4 separate regions of the Homo sapiens genome follow, and regions 2, 3 and 4 are each linked to region 1. A link is a contact called in ENCODE Hi-C or POLR2A ChIA-PET data. All regions are on one chromosome and are shown on one strand. The core of a region is the stretch at or near the end of the contact, and the rest is flanking DNA. Distances in the headings are between cores, read along the strand shown. Region 1 holds the start of STARD4 (StAR related lipid transfer domain containing 4). Region 2 overlaps MAN2A1 (mannosidase alpha class 2A member 1). Region 3 holds the start of REEP5 (receptor accessory protein 5). Region 4 holds the start of APC (APC regulator of Wnt signaling pathway).

Evidence for each region. Hi-C counts contacts between places; a loop is a spot of excess contacts on that map. ChIA-PET counts read pairs that join two places held with the same protein, here RNA polymerase II (POLR2A). Pooled maps may share reads with other maps.
Region 2: a loop to region 1 is called in a map of K562, with 11 times the contacts of the local background. The contact joins the enhancer-like site here to the promoter of STARD4 in region 1. A Hi-C loop is called at or near these places in 2 of 168 maps with a recorded cell type or tissue (B cell and K562), 1 of 37 single-sample maps with no recorded cell type and 7 of 50 pooled maps. POLR2A ChIA-PET finds 5 or more read pairs at or near these places in 1 of 52 experiments (naive thymus-derived CD4-positive, alpha-beta T cell).
Region 3: a pooled map shows a loop between it and region 1 (11-fold over the local background). The contact joins the promoter of REEP5 here to the promoter of STARD4 in region 1. A Hi-C loop is called at or near these places in 4 of 37 single-sample maps with no recorded cell type and 14 of 50 pooled maps. POLR2A ChIA-PET finds 5 or more read pairs at or near these places in 1 of 52 experiments (HEK293).
Region 4: a loop to region 1 is called in a pooled map, with 4 times the contacts of the local background. The contact joins the promoter of APC here to the promoter of STARD4 in region 1. A Hi-C loop is called at or near these places in 6 of 50 pooled maps.

Annotation. Positions count from the first base shown.
Region 1 is chr5:111,510,955-111,514,233 of GRCh38, forward strand. STARD4 (StAR related lipid transfer domain containing 4) reads right to left here and starts at 1,581. Exons shown (of 6, transcript NM_139164.3): 1 at 1,431-1,581. It overlaps STARD4-AS1 (STARD4 antisense RNA 1), which reads left to right and starts at 1,272. Exons shown (of 7, transcript NR_040093.1): 1 at 1,272-1,554. RefSeq lists enhancers at 1,216-1,425, 1,906-2,045 and a silencer at 1,456-1,825.
Region 2 is chr5:109,702,304-109,705,582 of GRCh38, forward strand. The region is part of intron 1 of MAN2A1 (mannosidase alpha class 2A member 1); the gene reads left to right. Among named protein-coding and RNA genes, the nearest start is that of MAN2A1-DT, 13 kb to the left of the region's middle. Within about 2 kb of position 1,814, at least 2 of the 41 ENCODE cell types and tissues checked have a DNase peak (open chromatin) inside an H3K27ac peak, as active enhancers do.
Region 3 is chr5:112,920,631-112,923,909 of GRCh38, forward strand. It overlaps REEP5 (receptor accessory protein 5), which reads right to left and starts at 1,597. Exons shown (of 5, transcript NM_005669.5): 1 at 1,443-1,597; 2 at 533-626. The coding sequence starts at 1,560. LOC105379123 (a long non-coding RNA gene) reads left to right here and starts at 1,757. Exons shown (of 3, transcript XR_948675.3): 1 at 1,757-3,026. RefSeq lists silencers at 788-1,237, 1,598-1,867 and an enhancer at 3,000-3,119.
Region 4 is chr5:112,736,097-112,739,375 of GRCh38, forward strand. APC (APC regulator of Wnt signaling pathway) reads left to right here and starts at 1,789. Exons shown (of 16, transcript NM_000038.6): 1 at 1,789-1,829.

The DNA of each region.
Region 1 (3,279 bases), core at 331-2,830:
TCTAACCTTGCATTACTTGATTAATATGGTTTTCACTTCCGTCAACAGCTTCAGTTTAACATGCCATGGACTTTCCCCAATGTCATACAAACCAAAGCTTTGTAAATTAAATTATATTTTCTAACTAACATAAAAATTTCAGCATATGCTTGATTTCCAATCAATGTTGAACTGTTAAGTTTTCTAACTCAGACAAGTACAGCAGCTTCTCATTTTTTGAGACTGGCTCTGGCAGGAGCTCACTATTTAAAGAAATGCAACATGGAAGTATATTTCTACAATATGAATAGTGAGCCAACTTACTGTTCAAACCCCTAATGCTCTAATACTTGATTAAAAAAAAAACCTAATGCTCTGTACTTGATTTTAAAAAATAACAATAACATTTATTGATCACTTACTACATGGTCAGTCCTTCTGGCTGCTTTACATTGCATTTATTTTATTTAATCCTCACAACAGTAATAGTCCTCCTTGAGAAAATGTGTTTCATTATGGTAAAGGAATTTTAGTTATTCAGAAGCTCTAGGATTGGTGTAAATGGGCATACTTTAGATATCTTGAGGTCTTCCATAAGTGAGAATAGTAGCTTAATGTCTATACATTTTCCCTGTTTTACAGAAAGGGAAAATAGCAACAGGAAGGTTGAGTCACTTGTCCAAGATCACACAGTTCATAAGTGATGGAGCCAGAATTCCAACCCAGGGCGTCTGACTTCAGAGCCTAAAGCTCTCTCTTGTAAAACTGTGGAAGCTGATCACAGGCTGGAAAAGACTTCATATAAAAAACCTGGGCCCACCAAATATTTGTCAAGTTTTGTCCTGGCTGCTGAACCTAAAAATCTAAGGTAATCTTTCTCAAGTGTAAATTCGGGAAAACAATGACACTGATTTGGTGAGAAATTATTTGAGTTAATACATTTAGCAGGGACCTTGGAAGGCAGTAAGCCCTGGGAAAACTTTGTCTCTTGTCTTTGGCATCACCTCCGCGAAGCCTGGTGGGACGCGGCTGCCCCTGCGCTGTCTGTGCACCTCCTAAGAACCAGGAAGCGCGGTGACCTCCAAAGAACAGGACTGTCCCAAATCAAGCGGGATTACCACCGCCCCTCTCCCATTTAACAGCTGAGGACACTGAGGTCTAATGGATTCCAAGTACTTAAATAGGTGAGCGGCGCGCAGGGGCGAGTTGCAAGCCCTGGGATCCTTCCAGCTCGCCGCTTCCCCTCCCAGGGGCTCAGGTTTCTCTTTCATCTGTGAGGTCCTCTCCCGCCCGGACGCCGGGGCCCGCCATCCCCAACGTCCACCGCGAGCTCCCCAGATCCATGGTCTGGAGCAGGTCCAGAAGACGCACCTGGCAGGACGCCCCGGGCGCCACAGTCGCCCTCCACACGGGCCACCCCAATCCTGCCGCGGCTCCGTGGCTCTCCTTACCTTTACCTGAGGTGAAGCAAGGACGTGGAAGCAGCTACGGCGCGCTACCAAGCACCTCACACCGCTCTCAACAGTACTGCTCAGCCTCCCGGCCCGCCGATGCGCAGGCGACAGCAGCCAACTTGTAAGTCACCGCTGGTCGCAGCCAACTGGAAGGCACCCAGCGCCTCAGGGCAAGGCGGGCCGAGCCCCCAGCCCCGCCCCCTGGCCCGATCCCGGGGGCTCCGGGGAGGGGGGGCTGAGAGGAGGTGGCCGGAACAACGTGCGCTTGTTCGGATTGGCTGGCGCGGGAGCGTGTGGAGGGCTGATTGGTGGCCGATAAATGGAATGATTCCGCGTGGGTGTGGGCTGGCCCGAGCCGCGCCAGGGTTCCCTGGATGTCTGGGGTTGCCTGCAGGTTTGGATTGGTTGGGTTGGGTTGTCCTGTGATCACTTAATTGTGAAAGAATTTTGTCAAGCAGTAAACCGACTGGGAGAAATTGAAACAGAAGGCGAAGTGAAGGATCACAGTGAGGGATAAGGTCCAAATTCATCCCGCTTGTGGATATCCTAGTATCTCGCAACTACGCTACTCCTCCCAGGACTAAAAGTCAAATAAGAAAAAGCGCCCATGCAGAGGAGGACGAGCTCTCTGCCTCCTGCTTAGCCTGACTCAGAACTGAGAGAGCTGGGAAGGAAAATGCATATAAACGAAAGTCCCTGCCACTATGTGAATTGACCTTTAGCCAAATACGTTTGTGTGTGTGTGGGTGTGGGTGTGTGTGGGTGCGTGTGTGTGTTTCCATCCTCAGATAAAGAGTTTAGAGGGCAACCTTAGAAGCAGAGAAAAGGAGGAGGTGTGACAAGTGGATTTAGCAACTGCACAGTTTTGGAGTTTCCATCTACTCGAACATGAGAAAGATTTCTTCCAGTGGCTGTGAAGTCACCCATCTGATGGGATGCTTGGCAAACAGTGAATTTCTTCCTTTACCAGAGTAGCCATGATGCACTGATTAGCGAGGCTTGGTTTGTCTGCAAATTGCGTTTACTAAGATACGTAGTTTGAGAACCAAAAGCAGGGAAGAATGCAGTGCTACACCATTAGTGATTTCTGATAGACTTGCAATGAAAATAAATAATATTTCGTAAATTTTTAAGTCGGCCTCACCAAAAGAATTACCAAATACTACTTGCTAGTTATTATTGGCCGATTTATTTTTTACCTCCATCGTTTATATGTAAAATAATTTGTTTTATATTTATATTTATAATTTCGTGTGACATAATAGAAGAGTTCTTCGTGTGTTGTAAAGCTCCTTTCACTTAGGAATTATTGGCCAATTATTGAGGTGCTTTGGATGGATGGATGAATACGTAGATAAATAATTTGAAATGGTTGGGGAAAAGTGCTTTGTAATTAAGTTGTACCTACTTAATTCAATTACATTGAATCCTCTTAACAGCCCCCTAAGGTAGGTGTGTTTTACAGGCGAGGAGCCCCAGACATAAATCTTAAGGCAGGTTGCTTAATTACTGAGTGGAGAAACTGGAATTTGGCTGAGGTCTGCTGGACTCTGAAACTGGGCTCTTAGTCTCCATAAAATTCAGATGGTGCTTGGTAGCTCTTTGTCAAGGCACCTGTGAAGACCACTGGGACCATAAATGAAAGGCCTAATTCCTACTGTGAGGGTTTACACAGGTTTAATGGTGGAGAGGAATAAATCCACGTATCTATTTCAAAAAAGTAAAAAAGTTGTATCTGTCATTATTAGGATTCAGTTCTGGATACTTTGCTCAACAGTCTATATATTCTCTTGCAGGATGGTGTAAAACATGTTTAAAACAAAATTAACTTGGCTTTTTTTTTTTG
Region 2 (3,279 bases), core at 564-3,063, 1.8 Mb before region 1:
CAGAACATAAATTGTGTGTGTGTGTGTGTGTGTGTGTGTGTGTGTGTGTCTGTGTGTGTAGGGAGGATGGGCAGCCCGGTGGTGGAGAGGGAGAGAGAGATTTATTAAGGATCAAAATGCAACACCCCAAATAGGGGGCTGAAGTTTGAAAGTTGTTCTGAAAGTCAGACAGATTTCTGAGAATACCCTCCAAACTGCCTCTTGTTGATAGTAAAGAAAAACTCCCTTCTGTTGGGCTGGTAGGTGACCCCATGAACTGGAGAAGTAAAAACTGTCTTTGACCCTGGGCTACCTCTGGAAAATTTGTAGGGTCAAATAACAACACTTGATGTATAGGATATTTCTTGCTACTTTTAGGTAGAAGATCCAACCAATAATTGTTTTAAACAAAAGAGATTTGAGAAGAACTCCAGAAATTTGTATCCTTAACTCATCTTTGATAACCAATGGTATGATATTTAGAAGTTTGCTATTAATGTATTTTTATGTATTATGTTATGTCTTACTACTGCATTTGTTGCTTCTGTGTCTCACCTTGCCCTTGTAGACCAGTTGTTACAGATGGATTTTTATAAAGAAAGGCAATAGGAAAGAATTTGTAAAACTTTAGAGTCTGTAGTGCTTGTATAAAGAGTAGTTTGGAAATTCAGAATTTATAATAATTCAGATGAGACTTGCCTAAATACCTGTCCCCTGTCAATAAGAAATAGAAGGGACTTATTCAGGAGATGATTAGTATAAATAAGGTTGAAGGGGGGTTGATTATCTACTTAATACAACCCTGCCTTCAGAGGCTTTCCAAAACTATTTCTGTATGAAAAACGATCTCAGACATGTCAGTTGCATTTATTTTAATAGGCCAACACTGTTTAGGTTGATTACTGACAATTATTTTCTTTTTGTTTTGAAATTGTTTGTCAAAATTACTTGTTTAAAATTATAAGATGTTGACAGAACTTTTGTTAGCATATCCTAACATGCAATACATGGCATTAATTCATGGTAAATGTGTTTAGGTAGTGTGAATGGATAGTGCCTAGTAACCTTGTGTACAAAGATAAGCATTTGTCAAACATGTAAGACAGATTACCAACATAGACCAGCAACCATTGCCTATATGATGTGTTAACAACATGACCCTGTTTAGCTAGCTGAGAATTGTTAAGGCCTGAAAGCATATCACATGAACCTTCATGCAAGTTCTTGGGTGGGATACACTGTTGACAGATTCTGTCAGAGTGCTAAGCATAAGAATATAAATTAAAAATAAGTTTTAGAAGTAAAGTCGGTGTGGTTTTTAAAAAAAAATCCTGCAAAGAATAGTGTTCCATAGAACAGATTGGGAAGTGCTGAATTAAAGAAAGAGTTCTGTTAGTCAACAGTTAATATGTTTAGTGCCACTTAATTGCAGTTATTAAATGGATTTGTAAGTAATAAAACTGCATTTTATTAAAATTTTATAATCTACACATTTTGCCCTAGTTATACACCCTTCTTCCACTCACTTTTAAGTGGTTATCTGTTTTGCATAGTCTCATTTTATGTAATAGCTTGATGTCTAAAATGTTGCCTCAACAGGAGGTAGTTTCTGTGCAGCCATATTGGGCTGGTGCAGATAGGGCCATATGGTTCTAATCTAAACATACATCTGGAAACTCATAGGGTGGAGCTGGTGCTGTCTCCTGGAACCTGTAGAAAACGTCAGCAACTGGAGTCCTGACCACATTTTTGGAGGAGGGTGGTGAGGGAATGAGATGCTATTATTTGAGGTCAGGGCTTGGATCCTGTGTAGTGATTCTGGCAGCTACTAAGTTGGTGGCCCAGCTGCAGTAGTCATGAGTCCCTTGAGTGCTCTGCCAGAACAAGGGATGTTGGGCTTGGAGTCCCAGCTTTTCCCTTCACAGTCATTTGGCACTCTTACCTGCATCTGAGCAGCCTCTGTTACTGTCATACCTAGGCAGGTGTGAGATTTATGAAAAATGATTTGCCTGGGCAAAGAGTATATTGCTTCTGCAATTTGGTAAGGTATTCTGTAGCTACGTATTTTTTGTGCTCACATCGTGAGGGCATTTATTTCTTTGAATGGACAAGTGGCTGCACAAAGACAAATTGCACAATTTGGAAGAAATTCAGGCATGTTAGGCTCTGAGTCTGGAAAATACCATTAAAAGGTTATTTATAACTGGCTTGTGGCTCATTGACAGACAGGTGGAGATACATACAGAATCGTGGCCACAGCCCCAGTTCACACTCTTTTTGGCCTCAGCACTACACATCTTAAGGGGTGGAGTGGGCGCTTGGAGGGTTACCTGTCATTTTATCAAGCCCAAAAGCCTTCCTGTTAAGTTCCAGAGATCTGACTAAAGGCAGGGTTTTTCTGTAGAGATTGAATAGTGGTTGACTGACCAGGGACTGCAGCAATAACGATGACACCCCTGCTGGAAATACAGACTCTCTTTTACCAAATCGCAGTTCCTATATTTAGCTTTAATGCGGCGCTTCTTAACTGGGGATGTGTGAGAATCGCCTGGTGAGCCATTTTAAATTATAAAAGGCAGATCTCTGCGCTTTTCTAGGTAATCCCATTTGTTCCCATTGCTTGAAATTCATATTTATTCTGGCCACTCAAGTTTATATATTTAGCCCTGACTTCTCTCTTGAGTTCCAGACTTGCATGTTCACTGACACCACCATTCAGCTATCTAATAGTTTCAGAATATAACATTTGCCCTTCTGTCTCCTCCCCAGTAACTGGCTTGTGGGCCTGTTCCTCTAAAATGCCACCCATAATCCTCCCCCTTGCCCTAGCAAAAAACTCAATGCCAATTTTTTTTCCTTTCCTGCCCCTCCCATTCCTAACTCATCTTTCTTGTCATTCTTTCATGTTCCTTCCCTTCCTGTCCAAGCTACCATGGCTTTTACCTGGCAAACTGCAGTCTTTTACTCCATATGCCCTACTGTGGCTCCAGAATGGCTTAAAATTTTTTAATTGATTGATTCTAAAACTCAGTCTAAGATAAAGATGTTGATGCTGCTTTTTCTGAAAATTACTTTGAACCATAAAGGGTGACTCTGTCTTTTCTTAACTCCTTTATTCAAAGTTAGGTGTAGAGCCTTGTTAGACCAAATTATGCCCCTGGAAGACAGTTTATGAGGTTGCACGGCCTCACCCTCCATTGCTTGGGCTCACAGCTCCTTAGGGTCATGGCTCTCCAGCTCTGATGATGGAGATTTGGGCAAGAATTTCTCTAAAAAGGACTAAGCATAAGAATATAAGCT
Region 3 (3,279 bases), core at 347-2,846, 1.4 Mb after region 1:
TTTTGTTTTTACACTAGGGTAAGCATTTCCCAAGTTTGTCTGTAACATGTGGCTTTTTCAAAATAAAAGAAAATGAGAAAATTCTCCCTACTGTCTCAATTAACGTAATTATGAATTAAGGAAGACCTAATTGATAGGGTTTTACTCTCTAGGTGCATAAATATATGGTGAAATACTCATTAAAATAATTACTAGACAGAAGTGCTCAGCTCCCTGTACCTTCTGAGATCCTCCCACCAGTAAAGGGAGGACGACAGAGTGGTAGCGCTTTCCTGTTAGTGTGCCAAAGAGAGGGGACACTGGTCACCAGGATAATCTAATGAAAATACCTCTGGGCTAATCGTCAAGAGATAGGGATTAAGTTAAGGTTCCAAAATGGTGAATACTATCCCCACCCCTTATGTCCAACCTCATCCCTCCCCGCCGAGCTTTCACTTTTCTCCCGGGAATTGCGGATGTGCAGTCTACTGCAGCAGCCCTGCGGGGAGGAATGGAGGAAGGGAAGGGGACGGCTGCAGGGTGTGTCACTTACGAGATGTAGGCTGGGTAGCCAAATCCTATCAGGTTGCAGAGGAGAGAGGCTCCATAACCGAACACCAGGTACAAGGCCACCAGTCCGATGACACCTGGGGACCACAAGGAGAGAAGTGGGTCGGGCAGCATGAGAGCCGTTCACGCGGGACAGCCGCCGCCCACACCGCGAGGCTGGGCCTGTTGTAGGAGTTTTCCTCTCGACTCGATTAAAGGAGCGAGAAAAACAAACCACACGAAAGCTGGGCCTGCGCGTCCGCTGGGCTATGCCTTGAAGTCTGGGGATACCAGGCAGCCCCACCATTGTGCCTCTCCTACCTCCCGCAGGGGGCCCCGGCGCTTTGCGCAGCAACCCCCGGCGCCCGGGACGGTCCCAGGCACCCGCTTCCGCCCTCTCGCAGGGCCTGCTGGGCAGCGCTCCAGCCTGGGAAGCTGCGCTCAGCGGGGAGCGTCCCGAGAGGCCCGGACTCCCGCACACGCTGCAGTAGCAGCCCCCGCCCACCCGAGAGGCGCCCTCTCCGGGCGGAGCTCCACGGAGGGTCGGGTAGGACCGGGTACCTCCGTCAACGCGCCCGCCCGCAGGGGCCCCGCCGTCCGCGCCCACCGCGCAGGACAGCAGGAATAGGGCGCCGGGCCGCGGGGCAGACATACGTCAGCGCTGGCCCTTCCAGCTGCCAGCGCCCGGCGCCGCAGCTGCCCTCCAGCCCCGCGACCCTCAGCCTGGGCAGCCCCCGCGGGGTCCTCCGATGCCCACGCTTTCCGGGAGGCCAGCCTGATCCCTGAATATGCTGCTTGTCCCGTCTGTCTCCGACTCCACCTTTCCCGAGTCCTCTCCCTGCTTCCTTCCCCAGCAGCTGGGGCAGCGGCGGCTCCCGTGGCCCTACCAGCGGCGGCGACCCCCGGCCACCCACCAAGAGCGATGAAGCTCCTGTTCACGCCGGTTTTGGCCTCGAGCTTGGCCAGAAGGTCAGTCATGCAGTTCTTCTCGTGCAGGAACCGGTCGAACCTCTCCCTCATGGCCGCAGACATGGCGGGGACCGTCTCGCCGCTCGGGGCTGTTCCTAGTGCCGGATAGACTGGAGCGGCGACTGCGGCGGAGCAGCGGCAGGCGGGGACCGCGGCGCGTCTACGCGTCCTCCACTCGCCTCCGCTCGCCCCGCCCGGCCGCCGCGCGCCCCTCCTCGGCCGCCGCGCGCCCCTCCTCCCCCGCCCAGCGCCAGGGGGACAGCGCCACACCCTGGCGGGGGCGGGCCTGCAACTCCGCGGACGCTGCGAGGTGGCCTGCCTGTTGACAGTCTTAACCCATTGCGGGGTAAAAAGGATGTGGCGTGGGGGCGTGCATTTTGTGTCTCTCGTGGGTCCCCTTCTCAAATCGGACTATTGCAAAAAGCAGGCAGAAAGGAGGCAGGCGTCCTTGTTGCTCCCGCCTGCAATTCACTGCGATGAGTTTGGCACCTACATTGCTGTGCTAAACCTAAGGCATTTTTGACCTAAAAAATTGAAATGTTTGAGCATCGTGAAAGAACTCTTTGGAAGCAGTCCTGCTTTCTCCCTCTTTGCCTTAACTTGGCAGTTTTTCTCACCTACAGACAATCGTTGCCTTGTAAAGACCCTTGAAGAAATCTAACACATCCTCCCTGGGGTACACCTTTTCCAAGCAAAAACTGCATTAAATCTTTTCATGGTGGGCTTGCGTTGTCTTGGTGTCTGATACTGTGGCAAGTGTCCAAATTCTCTCTGTGGAGCCAATATACTCTGCACTTCCTACAGTCAAAATACTCTGAAGAAGACGGAGATTCTAAGGTCCAAGCCTTAGGGCAGGAGCTCATTTTTGCTTCCTTCAGAATGAGTTGGCCATGCTCTTCCTCCACCTAAACCTAGGCTCCTCTTATCTCACCCATATGACTTCCAGACACTCCTAAAATTACTCTTGTTGACTCCTATTCTGCACACTGCTGCAGAATTTTTGTCCGAAGCTCCGTATTATTATCCTAACAGACTAGAGCTCCCATTCCTTGGCAGAGCATTCAATGCCCTGCCCACAACTGGCCCCGAACATTCTGTCTTGGTCCTACACAACCCCTCTGTGCTTTCAAATCTACTTAATTACCCTACTGCCTTCCACTTCTGCAAAAAGTTATCTTGCCCACGCCTAGCTTTTTCCTTTTATGCTAATTCTCCTTCCTCCTTTCTTCCTCAGAGCTTCTTAGCTCAGCTTTCTCAGCTGTTCCTACCACCACCCAGCCAAATCAGTGAACAAGTGAAACAACCTGCTGTCTACTTCTGTCTTTTCACCTACAGTTAATTCTCAATGTGGCAGACAGTAGAATCTGTTTTAAAATGTGCGTCAAGTTGTGCTATGTTTTTGTTCTCAACCCTCCAGCAACTTCCTATCTGCCTGAAGGAGGGCATCAGGGTCACAGGTGACATGGTTCATCCCTCCCCTTTCTGATGTCTTCCCTTACTGCCTCCCTCCTTGCTGTGCCTCAGACAAGGTAAGCCCATTCCTGCCTCTGGGCGTTCGTTCACTTTTCTTCTATTTCAGTGGTTCTCAACCAGGAGCACTTCCTCTCCCCTTCTTCCTCCTGGGGGGAGGAGTAGCAATGTCTAGAGATACTTTCGTTGTGAAACAGATTGTCACACAAGGAGAGCAGGAGGTGGCAAGTGCAACTAGCATCTAGTGGTTAGAGACTAGGGGTGCTGCTAAACATCCTGTAACACACAGGACAGCCCCCACAACAAAGAATT
Region 4 (3,279 bases), core at 539-3,038, 1.2 Mb after region 1:
ATTCTGAATTTGTCACAAAAAATGACTTGTAAATAAGTCCTGTGCAGTGAATCATGTGCTTTCAGTAAGAGGATTTTGAAAGCCTTTTGTAAAATGAAGTCATTCTCAAAAGAGAGTTATTTAGAATATAATCAAATTGATTTACATGCTTTTATTTATTTCAAATATGAAGGGAAATTGTTTCTAAATATATTTAAACTTTTAATAGAACAGTAGTATGCCATCAGTGTGGAAATAACTCACTTGTTAAATAAATATTTGGGGTGTATTTGCTGTATATCAGGCATTGTAACACAGGGACTAATGAAAGAGAAAAAAAACAAAGCACGAAAGGACAGCAGAAATAGCTCCATAATCTCACTTTCCAGGAATAACCTCTATGGACATTTTGTTGTGTGTCTATTGCTTTTCTAATATATACATTTTTTAATCAAATGGAATTGCCTCAAATATGCTATTTAATAGCTTGCTTCTTTTCATACTATTTGAAAATTAAGAAACGATTATAATATGCTTCATTTAAAAACTTTAAGTTTAGGCCGGGCACAGTGGCTCACGCATGTAATCCCAGTACTTGGAGGGACCGAGGTGGGCGGATCACAAGGTCAGGAGATTGAGACCATCCTGGCCAGCATGGTGAAACCCCGTCTCTACTAAAAATACAAAACTTAGCTGGGCATGATGGCACGTGCCTGTAGTCCCAGCTACTTGGGAGGCTGAGGCAGGAGAATCGCTTGAACCCGGGAGGTGGAGGTTGCAGTGAGCGGAGATTGCACCACTGCACTCGCCTGGTGACAGAGCAAGACTCTATCTCAAAAAACAAACAAAGAAAACTTGAAGTATAGTATCCTTTTAAATTTTAAATAGATAATAGAAACTGGTTTCCCCCCATTTAAACCAGAATTTAAGTTTAACTTTATATATTCTTGACAGTTTGGATTTTGTCCTTCAACCTCATAAAATTGGGAATTTAAGCATCACCTGGTTCGATTTAAATGCAATGTAGAATTTGCATTAAAATACTACATTAAAGCCTCAGATTTGTAGTAGCTAACAGCACTTCTATGTATGTGTCAGGGACTGCTCTAAATACTTCATATATATTAACTCCTCTATTCTGTACTTCTGTTCCCGTTTTATACAGCAGGAAATTGAAACACTGAGAGGTTAAGTAACTAAAGTTACAGAGCTAGAGTGACAGGAGTAAAGCTTCAACTCAGGCAACCCAGACTTCCAGAGTTCTGATCTCCACTACTAAGCTGCTAGCATAGCTTTTCTGGTAACTATTTTTAATTCAAATATAATTCGAGTGATCTATCTAACAAGTCATCACTCTGACAACTCAGTGACTTGTAATGTAAAATTATTCATTGTAATTCATTTAATATTATTGTTTCTCTGTGCTGCAAAAATCATAGCAATCGAGATGTAATTTATTACTCTCCCTCCCACCTCCGGCATCTTGTGCTAATCCTTCTGCCCTGCGGACCTCCCCCGACTCTTTACTATGCGTGTCAACTGCCATCAACTTCCTTGCTTGCTGGGGACTGGGGCCGCGAGGGCATACCCCCGAGGGGTACGGGGCTAGGGCTAGGCAGGCTGTGCGGTTGGGCGGGGCCCTGTGCCCCACTGCGGAGTGCGGGTCGGGAAGCGGAGAGAGAAGCAGCTGTGTAATCCGCTGGATGCGGACCAGGGCGCTCCCCATTCCCGTCGGGAGCCCGCCGATTGGCTGGGTGTGGGCGCACGTGACCGACATGTGGCTGTATTGGTGCAGCCCGCCAGGGTGTCACTGGAGACAGAATGGAGGTGCTGCCGGACTCGGAAATGGGGTAGGTGCTGGAGCCACCATGGCCAGGCTTGCTGCGGGGGGAGGGGGGAAGGTGGTTTTCCCTCGCACTGTCTTAAACCGATGGCCTTTCCTTGGCACAGGGTCCACTGCAGCATGCCAAACGAGGAGGCAGGGGCGTCGTCCCCCCGCCCCCCACTGCAGCACTGGAGATGGATTTCCTGTACTTCGGATCCAGGGTTTTTGACAGAAGAGGAAGAAGGGGGAGGGGTAGAAGTGTTAAGGGGAGTCTGCTGAGAAAAGCTGTTTTTGAAGCCAGAAGGGGTTTTTGTTTTTATAATGCCATTTGACAGAGTGGAATAACAGTATCTAAGGAAACGGGTAGAGGACAACAAAGAATGGAGCATATTCATGGCGAGGAGCAAAAGCTCTACCCCATTGAAAGGCTTCTTTTCCTCCCTGGCGACAAGGACACATGCATTGGTGGCCAAAAGAGAGAGGAGACAAAACCGCTGCAGATGGCTGATGTGAATCTAGTGGAAAGAGCTACTGGGGATGAGAGAAAGAGGAGGAGGCAGGTACTGCAGAGCGTGAGTGGTGGTGTTGGTTGGTGAAATACTGGTCACCAGTAGTGTGCCTGCTTTTGTAAAACATCTAAGTAAACTCCCTGTGAACAGGGTGGCAAACAGATACCAGTGTCTTTGTTAGTTACAAAATGCAGTGGTAGTGGCTTTTTGCGGACGACTGCAGCAGTGCTTTTTCTCCCTCTGTTAGGCCGAAAAGACAACTGCAGAGGAATAAGAAACCTTGCAGCAAATGCTGGGGTAGAAGCCCATTTACAAGAAGCCATAGTTTATAAATGCAGCCTGAACAGCAGAAAAAAAATTACTGTTTTTTAAAGTAGGAATAATGTCAGGCTATGAATGTTTTGTCATTGGAATGTATTGGACACTTTGATTCTACATCACGAAAGTGATGCTCAAATTCTTTGATTTAACATAAATCCTATACGAAATCTTAATAAATTATGTATGAAACAGTGGATCTTTTCTTTTGTTAGTGAAGCTTTTATGCCATTAATTAGGTCATTCAAGAGCAAACCACTTTACAACGTAAATTACTTTGTCAAAAATTATGGTGAACAAATTTTTGTAGGCCTAATATTTAAGACCTATAGTTAAGTAATTTTATATTTCTCTTTGGTTGCTTTTAGATAACACTGAATAAATATTTAAGATATTAATTCAGTGTGCAAATATTTTAAATTAAAGCAACATGGCTTTTCTTCTAGATGTATTTCTGTTTAGTGAGTACTCATGAGATATACTCTTGATATAAAGTGTTTTTCATTGAGCTTTTTTTTCCTTTACCTAAATGTAAAAGCCTATCTTTATGCATACTTATAGTAGCCAGCCTGCCACACCTCCCCACTCCCTGAACAAGGATGGCAGTGGCTTTGTAAAGCCCTCCAGGGTCAGTGACAGTGTCTCTTA